4 separate regions of the Homo sapiens genome follow, and all the other regions are linked to region 1. The links are chromatin loops, found by intact Hi-C in ENCODE. Cell type or tissue: heart left ventricle. All regions are shown on one strand.

Evidence for each region. Peaks named below come from ENCODE experiments on the same cell type or tissue, not always from the same donor. Only the 100,000 strongest peaks of a DNase experiment are listed, where the experiment ranks them.
Region 2: it touches region 1 in a loop (2.0-fold over the local background); 2 of 110 quality-filtered maps call a loop at or near these places.
Region 3: a loop joins it to region 1, with 2.7 times the contacts of the local background. A loop is called at or near these places in 5 of 110 quality-filtered maps.
Region 4: a loop joins it to region 1, with 4 times the contacts of the local background. A loop is called at or near these places in 5 of 110 quality-filtered maps.

What each region holds. Positions count from the first base shown.
Region 1 is chr1:74,466,962-74,471,961 of GRCh38, forward strand. All of the region lies in intron 23 of FPGT-TNNI3K (FPGT-TNNI3K readthrough), which reads left to right. The region is part of intron 21 of TNNI3K (TNNI3 interacting kinase); the gene reads left to right. LRRC53 (leucine rich repeat containing 53) reads right to left here. Exons shown (of 5, transcript NM_001382280.1): 5 at 2,415-5,000. The coding sequence ends at 2,917. Among named protein-coding and RNA genes, the nearest start is that of LRRC53, 43 kb to the right of the region's middle. In heart left ventricle, a CTCF peak has its summit at 2,246 (motif pointing left); no DNase peak of the experiment used is centred here; H3K27ac peaks cover 2,347 bases.
Region 2 is chr1:74,382,126-74,387,125 of GRCh38, forward strand. All of the region lies in intron 19 of FPGT-TNNI3K (FPGT-TNNI3K readthrough), which reads left to right. The region is part of intron 17 of TNNI3K (TNNI3 interacting kinase); the gene reads left to right. Among named protein-coding and RNA genes, the nearest start is that of LRRC53, 130 kb to the right of the region's middle. In heart left ventricle, no CTCF peak of the experiment used is centred here; no DNase peak of the experiment used is centred here.
Region 3 is chr1:74,232,853-74,237,852 of GRCh38, forward strand. It overlaps FPGT-TNNI3K (FPGT-TNNI3K readthrough), which reads left to right. Exons shown (of 27, transcript NM_001112808.3): 4 at 3,250-3,358. TNNI3K (TNNI3 interacting kinase) reads left to right here and starts at 2,535. Exons shown (of 25, transcript NM_015978.3): 1 at 2,535-2,639; 2 at 3,250-3,358. The coding sequence starts at 2,600. In heart left ventricle, no CTCF peak of the experiment used is centred here; no DNase peak of the experiment used is centred here; H3K4me3 peaks cover 2,543 bases; H3K27ac peaks cover 2,955 bases.
Region 4 is chr1:74,245,802-74,250,801 of GRCh38, forward strand. It overlaps FPGT-TNNI3K (FPGT-TNNI3K readthrough), which reads left to right. Exons shown (of 27, transcript NM_001112808.3): 5 at 3,658-3,743; 6 at 4,871-4,968. It overlaps TNNI3K (TNNI3 interacting kinase), which reads left to right. Exons shown (of 25, transcript NM_015978.3): 3 at 3,658-3,743; 4 at 4,871-4,968. Among named protein-coding and RNA genes, the nearest start is that of TNNI3K, 13 kb to the left of the region's middle. RefSeq lists an enhancer at 1-64. In heart left ventricle, no CTCF peak of the experiment used is centred here; a DNase peak (open chromatin) is centred at 2,450; H3K27ac peaks cover 1,029 bases.

The sequences.
Region 1 (5,000 bases):
CCAAGGTTAAGAAAGACAAAACTCTGTGAGACTATATACTAAAACAATACTACTCGCAAGTTGGGGGACAAAGACAGAATGCAGGTTAGTGAAGGCTTCCCAAAAAGAGTAACACTTGAGCTGAGGCCATAAACAGTAGTTTTCTGAAAGAAGGCGGCTTGGTGAGAAAGAAAAACAGTCTAAGCAACCAGAACATACGAAAATTCATTAGGAGAACAGATACAAGGGAAAGACTAGTAGCAGTTGCAACATTGTAGCCATGGAGAGGTTAAATCTCTGTATCAGGCATTATTTGAAACAAGTTCATCTTTAGATGGAGGACACTAACATCATGCTATTCTGGTCATTACTTTCTAGGTTATCAACTGTGCTTCTCATTTTTTCTTGCATATCTGTCTTTACTTCATTCCTTGAATTTGAAGCACAGTATTTTCTCCAGGATGTCTTCTTAGTCAAAACTCATAAACTAGAACATTGAGGAGAGTAAGAAGAATAGTCTATTGAAGATGGGAGAAGGTTGGAAAACAGTAAGAGGTAGAAAAAAGCCTGATACTAGATAGTGACAGATTTTGGAAACTGGAACAGGAAATTTGGACGTGAAATTATGGCAATTATATTTTTTTCTCTAAAGGAGTGAAAAGATAAAAGTAATTTTTTAGGAAGTTCATCTGAGTTTGATACAAAGGATTTATTTACTTAAAAAAATTGTAGTTCCTACAGTAAGGCAAACACTGAATTATCTTGTAATGCTCATTGGAATAGCTAAGCATTGATTCTTAATATGTGGGCTGCAAACTATGTATTCCAGATTACCCTGGAAAGTTTGTTGAAATGAAGATTCTGGGGCCCTAATCTAAGTTTACTGAATTAAAATCTCTCAGATGGAGCCTGAAACTCCACAATTTAACAAGCGCCCCAGGTGATTTGTGCCCAACAAAGATAAAAAATGAATGGGTTGAAACTCAAGCAAAAGACAATGAAGTTGGAGCAGCCAGCTGGACTGCTGTTTGAGTAATCCAGTTGATTACAACACACAGACTACAATGGTTACCATGGAGATTCAAGGGCAAGGGTAAACCTGAGAACTATTTCAAAGGAAACATCATAAAGAGGTAAAAGACTGGATTTCAGAAATGGAAGAGAGAAAAGAGACCAGGAGAACTAGGATTGCTGCCTCCTGAGAGTCAGTTAGTGACCAAGAGTACTCATTAGGCCTCTAGATATCAGGGATATTCTTGGCAGTGAGAGCAGAGAGAACAAAGCTAAAGGTGCTGAAGTAAGGTGACAGCGCTTTAAAGAAGAAGAAAAAAAAAAAGGAAAAAGAAAGATAGCTACCAAGAAAAAAAGTGACCTGGTCTACAAAGATGAAGAAACTGTCGATTAGGGTGGAATAAACTTATCATGCAAGAAGTTGGCATAGATACTCGTCTCACCTTAAAGGTGCTTTAAAAATAAAGTGGGGTCAGGCAAGGCAGATAGGTGGCATAGCAGTTAAGCTCAAGCAGAGATAATGAACAGAAATACCAGAGGAATTAGGATTAAAAGCAATAAAGTCTTGAATATTGGCGAGAAAAGATGAAGAAGAGAGGTAAGAAGTTTAGGAATTTTCAAAATAAGAAACTTAAGTTATTTCCTAGCAACTCTGAATAGGAAGGGAAACAAAAGAGGCGGGGTATGTAGGCAATATTTATGTTGTTCTAATCTTATAAGGTTTATAAAGCTTATTTATTATTATTATTCTACCAAATGCAGATATAAAGATGTATAGACCTAGACAGGTGTAGAGATAGGAGAAGAGGAAGTTTGTTTCCCTTTTAACATTTTTGTTCCCCTACTAAAAAATGTAAAATATTATAATATTCTAAATTGTGAAGGTATGCTTCAAATATTTTTTACAGTGGTCTCAATAATTAAATTATTTGAATATATCTATATTTTTCAAATAAGCATGGCTTTGAATGAGACATGTTTGTTCTGTTACTGTTTTTAAATTTAATATTTATATTCACATTTAATTCCAGTGTATAAGGAGGAGTTCTCACTCCAAACAACAGTGGCATGCGAAACCCAAGAGATCAGACCTTGAAAGCTATGCACTAATAGGTTATTTAGTTTTCAAAATCTTAAATTAATAACAATTGGCAATAAAGCTCATTAAAATTCCTTTTGTTCAGGATCCATTGTGTCGATCTTCAAGCCCTGTTCTTCTAAAATGATTGAAGCTGAGATCTCCACCTAGTGGATATATAGGATTTTGCAGATCTTTATGGGAACAGCCAACTATCCCTGGAAATCCTTAATTTTTTTCTCTTAGAGAAATAACAAGTTTTAAAGACTTCTACTTAAATCTGGGATGATTGTCAACAGGACAATTGCAAATGTATGAAACATACCAATATGCATATCAGTTACACTACAGTTAACAAAGCTGAATTTTTATTTTCATACTATAATTAGGAAAACAGATCAAACACAAATATGAATATATAATTATCCATGTAGAAAGCAATATTGTAATACCACTAATTGAGATATGTATAATAATTTACATGAAATAAACATCAAATGTAAATCTGCTCAAATACTCTTCTTATGTAGTTTTTCATTTGTTTAAGGCTTTTTTTTTTTCAATGTTTGCTTGCTTTTGCAAGACTTGGCAAAACTTTTCTTACTTGTTTTTTCATTCCTTAGAGAAGCATACTCAGTTAATTGTGTCAGACGTATCCTATGACTCCATCTTTGATTTTTGTCATATATTCAACTCTGGTTTTATTTTATTGATAACAAAGAGTTACTGAGGACGTTGTTGTCCTCCAAAATGATCCACTTCTAATGCATGCAAAGGCTAGTGGGTGTTTGTCCTCTTGAAGAAAGCTAAAGTAGAAAAGGATTATTATTTGAGTTATTTTGTTCACTTTATTCTGTTTCTAAAGGTGATGTAGTAGCATATTCAGCAGATGGTGGATACAGTACAGGTTTTGGAGCAGAGTTTTCAGCTTCATTTATTCTGCTAGGAACTAAAAACACCTCATTTTCTGCCTCAAAACTGTCTTTTAACCCTGGTAAGAAGGAAAGCGCTTCATGTGTCTCCACTGTCATTGCGCCTTCTTTATGTGCACTATCTTTATCTGGTTGAATATTTTGAACTTCTCTAAAATTATGTACATTACTGTTAACTTCAGGATCTACTTCACTGCAAAGTATTCTATTTTGGGTTTCATGGGAACTTGTGATACTTAAATCTTTAGCTGTAATGGTCTCCTCGGCAGAGCTTGCATCATGTAATATATATTTTTCACTTGTTCCATTTTCCCAAGTTTGCTGCCTTTCTTTTGTGATGCCTTTTAAGGTCATTTGTGAGATCTGAGTTAACATACTAGAATCTGTCTTGCTTTCATCAAGCATATTTTTCTCTTCTTTCCCTACTATTTTTATCTCTAGTGCTTCAGTGCCGTCATTTCTGGGCAATGCATTTGTGCTGTCAATTCCTTTTTCGCTACTATTGGTTAGGTGCCAAACGGCTTGACTACTAACAGGAGAAGTACTGATATCCTTGGGAAGTTCTATTCTATTTTGGTATGGAATTGAATTTGTCTTCATAAATGATAGGTTGTTCTTGGATTGTGTTTGGGGAATGAGAGAGGAATCATAAGTTTCTGTTTTTGAAAGTTTTTTTTCTACATCATTTTCTTCCTTATCCATAATACAATTTTCCACAATTTGATGTGATATTTGGGGTTTTGTCATTAATGTTTTTTCTTTATTTTCAAGCTGTGCATGACTTGAATTTTGCTCTCTGTGTTGTAAGGCTTCATTTTGGTCTAAAGTGTATTCCTTGTTGTAGCTGTCAGTCTTGTGAGCATCTAAAAGTTGTGTTTGATTCCTCGGGGACAAAGAAAACTGATTTAACTCACTGGTCTTTGATACATTCTGTCCCATGTGCTCAGTGGACTCCGTTGTCCCTTGGTCAGTAGCCCTCCTGGAATGTTGGAATGGTAAAACATCACTTCCTGTATTTTCCCAAGTAGTTGCTAAATAACTAAGCACTTTTGATTCAAGCTGAGTTGCATCTTCCATTTGCTCAGTTGAGAATTGAGAATGTGAGTGCCTGTGCTCAGCATCAGTGGGTGTAGGTTGGGGCAATTTTGATGTGTTTCCATCAGGAATGTGGCCAGCTGAGTAACAGCTGCTTTCTATAGAGCTCTGGTTGACTACACGCAAGTTGTTAGCACTGAGCAGGGGGGCACGTTTAGTGTTTCGTTGATAATATGGGGTCTGCTTTGAGTCATGTTTCAGAGGCAGCCTCTTTGAAGTGAGTCTAACATAGTTGCTACTCTCTGACTGTTGAAGAAAATCTGCAGAACACACAGTATTTATTTTGGCTTCTGTCTCAGAAGTTTTGGATAATTTCTTAGGAGGCAACAATACCTGCTTGCATTGCTTTGGGAGACTTGACAAGGATTTTTCTGGATGGACTCTGACTTTTCTAAAAGGATGTAAATTTAATTTTAAGTTTTGTCCTTTAATTTTCCCTTTGAGGTCAGACTGAGGGGTTCTCTTCCTTTTCAGAACCCATGAATTAGTAAACCATTTTTCTCCTTTGTTTCTCTCCCCAGTGTTGCTAAATTTTTTAACATCCAACTTAGTCAGTTGGTTACTTTGATTTTTCTGTCGTTTCCAAGGGGTTGATATTTTGGGTGACATCATCGACCTATTTATTTCTACTAAATCAGGATCATGGAAGATAACCCTCTTTGGGGAATATGCTTTCTTGGTTTTTGTTGATAATCCTGATAAATCTATGTTGTCCTCACTCATAAGAAATTTTTCTATTGCACTGTTAATTTGGATTTGCTCTTTCTCAGGCTTTGAGTGTTGTCTACGATTTGGCTTCTTTTCTTTCATGTAATCTTCAAATTGCTCACAGGGCACATATTTACAGATAAGAGAATTGTTTGGCTGAAAATACCTAGGTTTGCTCTGTTTTAACAGTCCACAAG
Region 2 (5,000 bases), 85 kb before region 1:
CCTTCAGTAGTGAAAGAAAAGGAAGAATTCATCCTATCACACCTTTTTGATTCCCAAGAGACAATTCTCAATCGTTTTTGTCATTTCTATTCATGTTCTTACTGTGTTGCTGTTATGTCACTTGACGTTTTTCTGCTTCAGATTTCTGATTTACAAAATGGAAATAATGATGTCCATGTCTACCTTTTCACAGAAATACCCTTGTGATTAATAAGGGTACCAGGACAACAGTCAATGGAGGATTTTAGAGAAAGATTCTGCAAGAGATATTTGTATACAATGTATATTAATTACATAAAGCAGGGTTACCAGAAAGTCTTGGACTAAGATTCATTTTGTATCCAGCTGCTGCATCAGTACTATTTGCAGAATAGTCTAGATTATCTTTCTCTAACTGAAGGTGAAAGGTTTTGTTGTTACTAAATGATGTGGGAAACAGCATAGTCCCTTTCTGAAAGATGCAGTGTTTCTTTGGCCAGCATGGAGGAAAGAGCATGCAAGCTTCACAGAATGATTAGAACTCTTTAATCCTGGATGGATGGTCTTTGTATCAATTATGTTTCAACCCTTGTATGTGAAGAACTGTATTCTCAGTCACTAAACCCTCATTTAATGGTTTTAGCAACCTACAGAAAGTTAGTGAAAAGCATGCCTGGTGCCATAGATGAAATAGTGTTAGAGCGTTGATGATGTCTGCCTTCTTTTCTTTTGGGAGGGAAATCCCCCTTCTAAATTCTTAAAATAGAGTTGGCTTTCATTAAATCTATTCAGAGTTAAGGGTCTGGGGATCTTGAGTGACCTCTTTCTTTGGGAATGGAGCACATTTTAATAAGCTTTTTCCTGTCCATGGTCTCTGAAAGACAGCCTCTGGCAGACCTCCTGAATTGCTGGGTTTTTTAAAGGAAAGGATTGATTACAGGCTTCGAATTCTTTCTCTTTCTTTAATTTCTTTTTTTTTTTCTTTTCATACAAAGAATGTGAAAGACATTCTGAGTCTTCTTCTGTTGAGATATGGGTGGCCTTGCAGGCAGACATTTAGCATTGAACTTTTATTAATTTTCTGTGGGTTTGACAAAGTTTCTTCTTTTTTGCTTCCTAAATATGAGTGAGGCTAAAGAGCTGTTACTTGCCCAGCTTGTTCTTCAGCACTGTAAGTGCTAGAGAGGAAAAAAAATAGTTTTTTTGTTCTTATTTTGTTTTCTGGCTTTCTTGGTGGAACTGCCTCTATAGCCTTCATCTGAAAAGCTTCATTTATTATAGCTCTTAATACATGCTATTCCCTCAGACACAAACATTCGCCCCTGCCTTACCTCTCTCTTCTCTGTGCCCCTCCTCACACTTTCTCCATAAAACTTTCCTTCTAACTCCTGTCTATCCCAAATGCTTCTTGCAGGAAGCCCTCCTACACGTTCCCACAGCACATCAGACTCTTGCTTATTTCAGGAGAGCTCTTCTCATGCTATTAAAATTGCTCATGAACTTGAGAGTGTTCCCACTACACACTAAGCTTAATTGGTACAGGAGCTGTGGATTTTTCACCATTTTATTCTCAGTGCTTTGTACAATGACTGGGGCCTAATAAAAATTCAATTAATATTTGTCAGATGAATGAATTAATAATAATCAAGAAACATAAGGATAACATATATTAATGTTCTTTATGCCAGGTATTGAACTCAATGCTTTACAGAGATCATCTAATTAAATCTTCGTAGCTCTATATGATGACAGTTTTGAATACATAATGACAGAAAAAGGCTAAAAAGAGACTTAGCAAATCATCAAGGTGATAAAGCTGGTAAGTGACAGACTAAGGTTATTACACACACTAGATAGTTAGGTAATCCAAAATATAGGAATGTATAGTCATTTAGCCCCACAAAACAGGAACAGTAGTCAGATAATCCAAAATATAGGGATGTATAGTCATTTGGCCCCACAAAACAGGAGCAGCACTGACTGAATAGCAATGCAATGTATTTTTCAGATCACCTTACCATAGGAGCTGTACTTTCTAGAATTCATAGCTGAAATGAGAAGGTAGTTCTCACTTAATATTGAACAATTCTGTGGCATTTAAGAGTGTGAAAGTCATTCTTTTGCTCAATTAACACGCTATTCCACAAGTCACTTCTCTGGCTATTTTGTGCTGTAGATAATTATTTGCATGCTAGTCACTAAAGCCTGCCTATAAAAAACAATGAGAAAGGGAAAGACAATCAGTTGTTTGACTGATCTGATTTTCTGTTTTACTTAGGTGAAAAGTTAGTCAAACAAACTCGTTTTGCAATGTAGCTATAGCTCAAGACTATCTGATGCTTTTGAAGAAAAATACAACCTCCTGAAATTTTAGTGATTTCCAGCCACTACTGACCATGTAAATTTGAACCAATACTTGCTTTTTCTAAATCAATTGATTTTCCTTCTCACAGGCAACATTTTATTTTCTAACCTGCAGCATTTCTATGCCTGACTGGAATATTTTTGCATTTGATTAGTGTTTTCATTTGACTTTCAATGAGGTCTCAAAACAGTTTGGCTTGTCACAGTCAAATTATTTAAATATTCCTCTGAAAAGAGTATGTGGGAACTAAAATCAGATTCATGTGAACCTGAAAAAAACAGTGGCAACGTTTCCTGAACTTGTTAAATTTTTATGTCTAAATTAATCATTTCACAATTTTCTTTCATGTTGATGTTCAGCTTCTTAAATATAGTGATTATTGGTTGCCTTAATGGAAAACTTTTAATTTTTAGCTGACCCAGAAGTTGGTCTCTGATAAGGATTTTTGTTATTTTTAAATATTCCTTATGGTTTCAACAGCACCGATATATTGTGCCTTCTACTCATATTAGTAAAACTTATTTTAATTTATCTAACCCATCCTTTTCACTTCTCAGCTACTCCTCACTCCTCCTAATTGATCAGAATTATCTCAATTATGGGTTCAAATATGGTCAACATTCTCTGCCTACATTCCACTTATGCCCTGTGAAAGAAAGCACACGTAAAATAGTACATACCATATTATCCCACTTGTATATAATTTTAGAAAATGCAAACTAATCAATAGAGTTGAAAAGATTAGTGTTTTCCTAGGGCTGAGGTATAAGAAAGGAATTGATTGCAAGAGGGACCATGAATCTTTTTGGGGTGACAGAAATATTTTTTGTATTGATTGAGATGGTGGTTTCACAGGAGTATATAACTGTTAAAACTCATCAAATTGTAGTCTTTAAGTAGATGTAGTTCTTCCTTCTCATGTGGATACAAGTAAACTGCCTAACATGGGTGGTAAATACAAAAATGTGAAAATCTTAGAAAGAGGTATGTAAAGTAATGTGAATTGGCACCTTTCCAATCATGAACAAAGGTATTTGTCCTTTTCAAAACCTTAAAAGGGAGAAATAATCATCTGCCAAATAATTTCATCAAGGATATCAAAAACAATTCCAGCTAAAGGAGAAAAATCAACATAACTGAAATGGAAGAAAAAAAGGTTTACTAAGATGGCATTGATGAATACAAACCTGTATCACACTGAGGTCAACATAGCTGTCTGCAAAGGTTAAGAGTTCAGTCCAAGCACCATAAACACTGACAGGAATGAAGATGAGAGAGTGCCTTTGAGACTGTGCACTTACTTTCTATTCTTGTAGGTTCTGGTCTGATGCAAAAGATATTCAATGACAGAAACTACTCCTTAGCCAAATATGAAAGTGCATAAATTGGATGGCAAAGGAAAGGCCTAGAGTATTTATATATCATCTGATATGGCTTGGTTGTGTTCCCACTCAAATCTCATCTTGAATTATAGCTCCCATAATCCCCATGTGTCGTGGGAGGGACCCAGTGGGAGGTAATTGAATGATGGGGATTAGTCTTTCCCATGCTGTTCGCATGATAGTGAATAAGTTTCATAAGATCTGATGGCTTTACAAAAGGGAGTTCCACTGTACACATTCTCTTGCCTGCCACCATATAAGATGTGACTTTGCTCCTCATTTGCCTTCCACCATGATTGTGAGGCCTCCAGCCATGTGGAACCGTGAGTCAATTAAACCTCTTTCCTTTATAAATTACCCAGTATTGTGTACGTCTTTATTAGCAGTGTGAGAACAAACTAATACATCATCAAACAACTGGTAGATTGAAGACTTCAGACCTATTCAGTATTGAAAACTGGCAGATATAACATCTGAAAAGAAAAAAAAAAATACCCTAAAATCATTCCATTTATTCAGAGTAATGTGTTACTAGATATGCAACACTGAAATGTGGAGCATGGGAGTGCAGCTAGAATAAGTTTTTCCTTTTATAAAATATCATTTATGAGAAAATGCATCTATGGGATCTAATGAAATTTGATACAGTAACTCAGAAAAAATACAATAAATTAATTAATTTACAATCAAGTTCAAGAAAGGAAGCCATATAAATAATATAATTCATGTGTAATAAATATAAAATCAGACTTCTTCAAAATTAGAATTGTGGGGCACTTTTACATAGTCTCAACAAGTGAAAATTATATATCAAATAACTGGTCTGTGAAAAATATTTTCTTTTGTACTCTGATCCAAGGTCAGCTTAGCCCAAATTCAGACAATTGGGTTGGACAATTTAAAATTAGTTGACAGAAAGAAATTGGTAGTGTGAAAGTTAAAACTTCAAAATAAACATGATGAAGGTATTTGTGATAAATTAAATCATCCCTTGATGACTATAAATGACTCACAGAAATATAGTTTACATTGATCTCATTTGGACAGTAGTTTACTTACTTTGCTAACCTTAACTGTATATTAAGGATATGTACTCATTGTCAAGACAAGGGAGATTTGGGAATTTCAGAGAGCCATTTGTTTACTTGTAAATGTTAAAATTTCTATAGACAGGCTACACAGTATATATTATCTATATTCATTCTTATTATTTGGCAAATACATTTAACAGATAGTTTTTGCTGAAAGAAAGCTGTAATTGTATAATTTCCTAT
Region 3 (5,000 bases), 230 kb before region 1:
TTTAAACAAAGCTCCTCATGTTGCCTACCCTCACTAAACTTTGAAAGCAGACTACTTTTGTAATCAAGTTGTGTTTTTGATAATGTATGATATAACATGCTTTCTCCACTTTTGGACGTCTCAGGACTGGGGAAAGTAGGATTCAACTTAGAGTATGTGGCCAACTCTTTATTAGAAAGAAGTACTTTTTACAGAAATGTACTGAGTATTAGGGAAAATATTTTTTGATTCTATGTTGTTTCTTTCCAACATTCTTTGGAAAAGGAATGCAAGGATATTATCCTGGACCATTTACATTTCCAGCATTTCTTCATCAGGCTGAAGGTACCCAGAAAAAATTACTCTAGTACCTCAAACCATTACCTAGATCCACATTCTTAAGAAGGGCTTAGAGATAAATATTGTTTCTTTCAAACCAGGAAACTGTTATAGTTCAATAGTGGTTAATATTTTGGGTAATATTTTGAGTAATTTTCTGCATTTCTTATATTGCTATCGTTTCATTTTATTTCCAGCAAAATGTATTGCATTAGAATGTGGGAGAATTCAACTGAGTTGCTGATTGGATTTTCAAACTCATCGCAGAAATCACACCTTTGAAAGCCAAAGCTTTCATTTGTAAAACCTAGGCTTTTTAAGAGAATAAAAGTATTCTTGAAAATCAAAAGGAAAAATTCTAAAAAGCAGTACATCAGACTTGTGTCCCAAGCAGGAAATTAGAAACACAGTGGAAGATGATGTAAGAGCTAATTTTTCCTCCATATGTGGAAAACATACATGTACACACACACACACGGATGGAAGATCCGAGATATTAGAAATAAGAAAAGAGATCAAGAAAAATATATTTAGTTGTCCTCTAGAAGGCTCCCATCTTTGTCCTTCTGGATTCAGAGTATAGAAACCATGATTATTTTAAGAAACTCTGAGAGGAGAAAGAGCTGGTGCATTATTTCCTAAAGTGTAGCCCTGGGAGATTGCAAGTCTTTTAAAGAAAGCTATCCAGTATGGTCTTCAAGATAAGGAAGAAGAGATTAAGCAGGAAGGTCCCTGGACAAAACAAAGACTTTCCAAACTGAGAAAATGGGGGTCACAGAAGTGCTTAGAGAAAGCTGGTGGAACTGAAGATGTCTGGTTTTCAAACAAGGAGAATGTAGAGTGTATGGACCAAGGTAACCAGATGCCACTGCAGTATAGCAAGTATCAACAGCTGTGGTAGGCATGTACTGATAAGAAGGGAAAAGGAGAATATGTCCAGATGAGGACAAAAAGTGTCTATGAAGCCAGACACCTGATGCGCCAACTATATCTCATCAGTCTGGAAGCCTTACCTCTGAAACTTCTATTACTTTTGCTGAGCAAAAATATATGGTGAGTCCTAACTTTGTCTAATCATTTATTCAAAAAGAGAGTTGTTTGAACATTTAACTATAGAAAATATGAAATCTGTATCTGTTAAGTTAAAGCTATATCCTCTGGATGTGAATCTGAAGATTAAAATTTATACTTTCTAGGTATAAGAAGATTATCTGAAATAAATATATAGTGAAAAATTTAATGTTTTCTTTCTGGGTTTCCCATTTATTCTCCATCATAGACTGGGTTCTTTATATCAGTAGAAATAGGCATACAATATGCATACAAAGAGAAATGTCCTAATAAAGTAAATGGAAGGTGCATGAAAGAGAAATTCTGGAAGACAAATCAATAATATCTAGCTTGGATATTAGAGTCACATGGTCAGAACTGATTCCAGACTTCCAACTTACTAGTAACTTTGTGTTTTCTCATCCATAATTTGTGAATAATATCTACCTAGCAGCACTGTATGTATGAGATTAAATAATGAGATATATGTAAAGCATGTAAACTAGGGTCTGACACATAGCAAATGCTCAATTTTCTTATTCTTAATCTTACTGTTCTTGTCATTTATTATTTTACGAATTGCTATTTGTAGAACTTAATGTTTTACATTCTGATCTATGATTCTTATGGTCGGAATAATCCACAATAGTATAAATCTTGGTCTATGTTGAGAATTTCTTCATACAAACATAATTATGTAGCTCTTATACAGGCCAAACCTGCATTCATTTCTATTAGTTATATGCTAGAGGTAATGAATTTTTATTATTTATTTATGTATGTAGACACATTCTATTACCACTCTTTACCAACTGCCATTATTTTGGCTTAGGAGAAAATGATCTTGAAAACAGGTCTATGTAGTTTTAACAGCTCTTTTGTGAACTTCGGATGTAACTGAATCATTTTCTAGATTTATCTGTTAAATAAATGGTCCATGAAAGTATGTATGGGTAGATAATTGATGGAAGCAAATAATCCTATTGAAACATTTGCTATTTATTTTTGATACAGTTCTTTTAAACAGACTGATTAGTTCCCTTTATGATTTCACCCTCGAAAGCACACACGATTTTGTTCTTTATCATTGTTGCATGACATTCCATTTGGCAGTTGGGCTTATTTTTAGCCAGACTATCAAAGTATTTTTCAACTGGACTGTCACTGCACTTGAACTTGGAATCTTATAACTTGAAGAACTGCCCTGGAGAAAGGAAGAAACTTATAATAAATGGGAAATTATAAATCTAGACCAACCCAAACTTGTACTGGTAATTATTCTAATTATTCTTATTTCCTTAAGTGTAATATGGTTCAATTATAGTTACTGATAACTAACAACTCATTGGAATATGTGTTAATTTGTATACGGAAGATAAGGCAGCATGTTTTGTGAAAGTCTTTGAAAAACTATCTGAACTCAAATTATTTTTTTCTGAAGATCTTTATAGGAAACAAGAAATTTCTTACAAAAATATTATTTTAGTTCCTTGGTATAATGTTACAGAAAAAAATTTGGAATATTGCTGAATGTAGGGATTTTAGAATTATATCTTAAGTATCTAGTATTTAAAAACTAAAAACCGTCTTGCAACTAGAGATTGCTATAATTAAAATGCAATAAAATCAAATGAAATAAGTCAAATATATTTTTCTATGTAAATATATTATCCAATATCGAATGGGTTCTTCATTACTACAATTCAATATGATTGCATTTTAAATATAAACATCTGCATTTTAAACACACAATCAGTAATTTAAATTAAGTATTGTAGAATCTAGAATAAAAAACAGTTTTGATTACTTGTATGTTATGATCTGTGTCTACATTTTGCAAAACACAACTATGAATCAATCTCATTTGTTCTTCTTTACTAGATGAATGGAAGAAAAAAGTCAGTGAATCATATGTTATCACAATAGAAAGATTAGAAGATGACCTGCAGATCAAGGAAAAAGAACTGACAGAACTAAGGAATATATTTGGGTAAAGTTGTAAGAGTCATTATTTCTTTGTATAAGTGTCTTCAGTATTCACCTTATTTTTTAAAGTATCTGTATATTTTTTAAACCCGTAGAACCTCAGACATAAGCAGTCATGTTCTAAGCCTTAGGATGTCAGATTATCTCTCTTTGACCACTCATATAGCTCTCAAAATGCAAACATAACATCTCACCTCCTTAAAATATAAATTGTAATCTGCCATCATTAAAGTTTAAAAATAAAAACCTAAAGGCTAGCCTTTGAATGCAAGCTATTGTTGATCTCAGTAATCTTCTCAGGAATTAGATCATTCTTGTAAACCATGCCGGCAATGAAAAGCAAGATTTTTCTTCCCACATAGTGGTCGCATATTGGCCACATTGTTCTCTTTGAACTATGACGGTAAGTCCAATTTTAACAAACCCTCTGGTCTCTTGACATTGAAAGGCTGTCCCTTAATGGAACTGAGTATCATTCTGCCCCTGAACAATCATATAACAACATATAATATTGCCTTCAGGATTTCAGTAGATTTTGTTCCATGATAACAAGAGAAAAATAATCTAAGTGTCACAACCTTGGAAGACACAAAATGTTCAGAAAAGAGGAGCAAGACCCTTATATACACAAAAAGCCTTCTGGTTAAATTGAATCTGACATTGAGAAACTAGATGCCCATTAGAGGGTCAAGAAAGTTACCTGCCTGACTAAGGAAAAGTTCCATATAGGCCAATTAGCCATGTTCATTTATAGCTGTGTTATGTAATGCACTCATGGCAAAGAACTCCCTCTATTTTACTTAGAAAACAAGTGTAAAGCAATGACCAAATGACACATCTTTAAAATAAAATTTTAGATATAGTAAACATATAAATATCACATAATTGGCAAATAAAATCACCCATGTATAATATAGTTTATATGAAATTCGTCAATGGATGTAACAAGGCTTTCACAAGTGTTCAACTTATGGTTCAAAAAGTAGTTGGTTCTCTTTATAGTTTGGCCCAGGATGATGAACTCAACACTGACACTTGTGATGAGATACCACTGATCTGACTTTTGCAAGTAGTATCACATGTTGAGATATGGAACTACATTTGAAATTCCTGTAGAAATATGACTGGCATGTTAGTACAGTAGAATTATAAATATGTATTTGTTTTGTTGGAAAAGTATGAATATAGAAATTAATCATAAACATCTAGCTCTTATTGACTTAAATAAATATGCTAAATGAAATATGATTACATTGAAGAGATTTTCCTCAACTTTTAAAGGTCAAAGCCTCAGTTATTTAGTATTATTTTTTAATTTAGAAAGTATTGAGCACATAGGTGAAGGCTAGCTTAAACTAGATGTATCCAAACCTGAATATTAGGATTAACAATGGATTTAAAATGTAGGTTCTTTCTGATACCACATCGACAACTACAAGCTGTTTTGACAACTGCTATAATGGACTTTTCCTGTGTTTCTACTAAATGCAACAAATGTGACCTTCTTTTTTCTGATTAGCATTGGGGGTGAGATGCAGGAATCTGTGTCAGGGAGCTTACAGTCCAGAATTTGTTGAGTGCCAGCTCGTATTCAAGTGTTGTTCTGGATACATCAAATACAAGACATTATTTAATCTATAGTCATA
Region 4 (5,000 bases), 220 kb before region 1:
TATTTTCACAGCCATGGGAATGCAGTATTCCCAAACTTTTTTTACCCTCCTACCCTTCTTGCTTTCTGTGTTCCCCTGCAGCAAAACACATAGACATGCTTACTAATACTGGGAAACACACCTCAACTTGCTTTGGAAAGCCTTTTGTGGAAGTACAATAAACTCCAGTGTTTATAAATGTTAATAATATAAGAAGGGGGTTCAGAATTTCATGAAGATAGTTAAGAATTTAACTCACTTCTATCAGCAATTTCCCTCAGCTCAAAAAATACTGCAATCAAAATCATTTCTGATGAAAATGCCACTGTTTTAAATGTCTACTTATAATAAAATGAGCCTACTTATAAATGATAGAGCTATTTATGGTATGGCAGTAACTTCACAAAATAACATGATTCTTAGAAATGTGTGGTCTTTGGCCCAGCCTGGCTTTTAAACCCTCAAAGCCAAATATATTATGGATGTCTTGGAAGAAAGTAAACTAGGTACTTGGAACACACTTGGAAATGCAATCACAGGTCACAGAGGTCTTCTTTGTGGTTATGACTTCAAATAGTAGAGGTATTCAGCGGAGCTGAACTCTGCCTTTCAAGCTAGGTAGATTGGATTTTTCTCTTAAAGTTTGTAGGGAATCAGTGTCCATAAATAAAAAGGGAATGAAAACTGTGACTGGAAACTGAGAATGTTGATGGACAATGATTCAGCTCTGAGCTGCTTCGGCTTTTCTTCCCTGGTCTTTCTATTGTCCAGCAAATGAAACACACTATAAAACCACAAGAAAAAAAAACAAAGTATTGGACTGGGGGAGGAGAGAGAGGCCTTGTGATCCTAAGAAAAACTATGTAACCAGCAGCCTAAGCAAAACAGGGAAGGATGCACATTCTTCTGAGCTAATCATAATGAACTTAATGGCAAATACTGAAAGAAGAAAAAGCTTTGGAGCTCTTCTGTAGCAATAAACACCTGAGAAAATGCAGTTTTTCAATATGTATGTCCAATATTGTATAGCAATACCTGTTATGTTTTGCTGTTTTCAAAGTGGAAAAAATCATTTCATCAGTGTGGTAATCCTTGAAAGCCTCATTCTTATAGTTATACCAGGATTCAAATCCTATCATGACTCTGCCTTTTAAGTAGTTTGTTCTTTTTTTCCAACTTGGGCAAGTTATTTAACCTATTTAAGCTTCAATTTCTTCAATTATAAAATGAGTAAAATAATATATGTGACAATATGCATGACTTTGTCCTGTTGTGTCCGGAATTGGTGGGTTCTTGGTCTCACTGACTTCAAGAATGAAGCCGCGGACCCTCGCAGTGAGTGTTCAGTTCTTAAAGATGGTGTGTCCGGGGTTTGTTCCTTCTGATGTTTGGACGTGTTCCGAGTTTCTTCCTTCTGGTGGGTTTGTGGTCTGCTGGCTTCAGGAGTGAAGCCGCCGACCTTCGCAGTGAGTGTTACAGCTCTTACCGCGGCGCATCTGGAGTTGTTTGTTCCTCCCGTCCGGAGTTGTTCATTCCTCCCAGTGGGTTTGTGATCTTGCTGGCTTCAGGAGTGAAGCTGCAGGCCTTCATGGTGAGTGTTACAGCTTATAAAGGCAGTGCGGACCCAAAGAGTGAGAAGCAGCAAGATTTATTGCAAAAAGCGAAAGAACAAAGCTCCCACGGTATGAAAGGGGACACAAGCAAGTTGCCGATGGTGGCTGGGGCAGCCTGCTTTTATTCCCTTATTTGGCCCCACCCACATCCTGCTGATTGGTCCGTTTTACAGAGAGCTGATTGGTCCGTTTTGACAGGGTACTGATTGGTGCATTTACAATCCCTGAGCTAGACACAGAGTGCTGATTGGTGCATTTACAATCCTCTAGCTAGACATAAAAGTTCTCCAAGTCCCCACCAGATTAGCTAGATACAGAGTGCTGATTGGTGCATCCACAAACCCCAAGACAGACACAGAGTGCTGATTGGTGCATTTACAATCCTCCAGCTAGACATAAAAGTTCTCCAAGTCCCCACCCAACTCAGGAGCCCAGCTGACTTTGCCTAGTAGATCCCACGCAGGGGCCGCAGGCGGAGCCGCCTGCCAGTCCCACGCTGCGTGCCTGCACTCCTCAGCCCTTGGGTGGTGGATGGGACTGGGCACCGTGGAGCAGGGGGTGGTGCCCGTCGGGGTGGCTCAGGTTGCCTGGGAGCCCACGGGGGTAGGGGGGTGGAGGGGCCTTGGGCATGGCGGGCTGCAGGTCCTGAGCCCTGCCCCATGGGGAGGCAGCTGAGGCCTGGCAAGAATTCAAGTGCAGCGCAGGTGGGCTGGCAGTGCTGGGGGACCCGGTGCACCCTCTGCAGCTTCTGGCCCAGGTGCTAAGCCTCTCACTGCCCAGGGCTGGTGGCACCAGCCTGCGGCGCAGAGTGTAGGACCCACTAAGCCCACGCCCACCCAGAACTCACGCTGGCCTGCGAGCACTGTGCACAGCCCCAGTTCCTGCCCACTCCACTCCCTCCACACCTCCCCACAAGCAGAGGGAGCCGGCTCTGGCCTCGGCCAGTCCAGAGAGGGGCTCCCACAGTGCAGTGTCAGGCTGAAGGGCTCCTCAAGTGCAGCCAGAGTTGGCACCGTGGCCTGAGGAGGTGCCGAGAGCGAGCGAGGGCTGCTAGCACGTTGTCACCTCTCACTGTGGTGAGGAATAAGTAAGATTAAGCGCTTACTACAGTATCTGGCATGTGATATGCAATCAAAAAATGATTATTGCACTGTTGTTACCATTGCCAACTTCACTGTGAATATACAACTTTCTTTTTGAAGTATAACTCTTGGGATAATTTTAGCATCATTTTTGTTGAGGCTTAGAAAATTACACCTCAAAATGAAGGCCTTACAAGCAGCCTTAGAAGCCAAACTTTCTCTCTGACCTTCTCCTGTCCTCTTGTCTCTGGCCCCTCATTTTCCCCAGAGGGTAGCCATAGAGACTAGAATCCCTCTCCCCTCAAGGCAGGTCATAGAAACTAGAACTTACAGAGTTATTCCTGTATCTTTGAGTCTTCATTCTGAAGGCTCTTATGTCTTGTATCTCTTGTGCCTTTTAAAACTATGATCAAATATATTTTATGCCTTTTCTTCTATTAATGTCCCTTTTGTCAGTTGATTTCAGCAAACCTTCAGAGAGGCAAAGGGGAAGGTCTTTCTTGGCCCCTATAATTTCATGCCATATTTGACTTTTCTTGGCCTTTTATATTTGACAACAATTTTCTGATTTCTGATTTCCTGATTTACATAATAATCAATTTTATATATGTATTATGTAAGTATTCCCTACTAACAGTGACTCTCAGGTTCCTAGATGATGTCTGACCTTGGTTTTACTTGTCTTTAAAAAGTGCCACTAAATTCGCTATTGTGACATCTAGTAGCTGTCAGTGATTCTGGAGCAACTATTGGAATCATAGTGTTATTTCTGGTGACATCATTACAATGTAAAACTACAGAATTTCCTCTCAATTTTAATTCTTCATATAGAGGGTTCAAGATTCTTTCTGTAAGTGCAAAATAATCTTAGAAAAAATACATTTCTGAATTGATAGTAACAGGATTTGCATTTATAATTTTCAAATGAAAGACAATATGCTAAAAGATGAATTTTGTGATCATCTGTAACATGTTTTTTTCAGCTCTGATGAAGCCTTCAGTAAAGTCAATTTAAATTACCGCACTGAAAATGGGCTGTCTCTACTTCATTTATGTTGCATTTGTGGAGGTGAGTACTTGAAACTTAGTACTTCTTAAACTGGTTATATGTGTATATCGTCAGTGACTTGAGCTGCTTAATAGTCTGCAAAAGAATTCTATTCATACTCAATTTTCCCTTCTGCTTTGCCTTTTCCAACCTTGATAATCTCAGTTTAGGCAGTAACTATCAGGCAGAATATTCCAATTGATTTAGCTTTAAATATAAGCTTCATTGTGTTGCTACCGGAAACCAAGTCCCTCAGTTTGCTTGGAAATCAAAAAGCACTTTTCAATATTGGGCATGCCAGTCAGGGATTAACTTAAATTCAGAAGCACTTAAAGATTCCCCAAAATATCATCAAGCAGTTGCTTCACAATATTCAACAAGAGTATGTGGAAAAGTGATAAATGCCAAAGATAAGATCTAAAAGTGAAGATTGATCGAAGTGAAGATTAAGAGTTTAATTTGGCCTACACTTTAGTTTGTTTTGTTTATCAATGTATCTCAAGTAATTTGAATGGTGCCTGGCCTGTAATAGCCACTCAGTAAAGTTATTGAATTAATGAATGAACCATTAATATTTATTTTGTTAATCCAAACTAAATTCATTGAGCTTAACTTCTTAAAATGGAACAGAAATGTGTAAGTGTCAACTCTAACCATATTCCTTAACCATTTCTCCCAAACAAACCAAACAGACTCTGCTTAACAGATTGTTCTCTCAACTTCAAACGTGCCTTCCCAACCTTGGTTATATCCTTCATATTTCTTTGATCTAAATAAGCTCTACTGTTAATAATGTTCAGATAAATCCTCTACAATTAGATTTTTTAATTTAAGCTTTTTCACTAATAGTTTATTATGGTGAATTCTCTTATGTGTTTATGTTTCAAAACCATCTGATGATGAGGGTACTAAATAAAAAATCTAAGACAGAGTCAAAATACACAGCATTTGAATAAAGTTTTATAAATGGAAAAGAAATATCCCCTAGTAAGTAAGGTTGTCAATTAATAGAAAACTTTACAAATGGCCTGCAGAACGCAGCTTGACATTTTTATACAGCTGTATGGCATTTATCATTAGGTCAAAAAGAGTCTCAAACTCACCCCATCCCCACAATGATTTAGCCTTTTTTCATTTTTCTCTTTAAGGCAAGAAATCACATATTCGAACTCTTATGTTGAAAGGGCTCCGCCCATCTCGACTGACAAGAAATGGATTTACAGCCTTGCATTTAGCAGTTTACAAGGTAGGACACTTTAATTCCCATAAACACTGCAT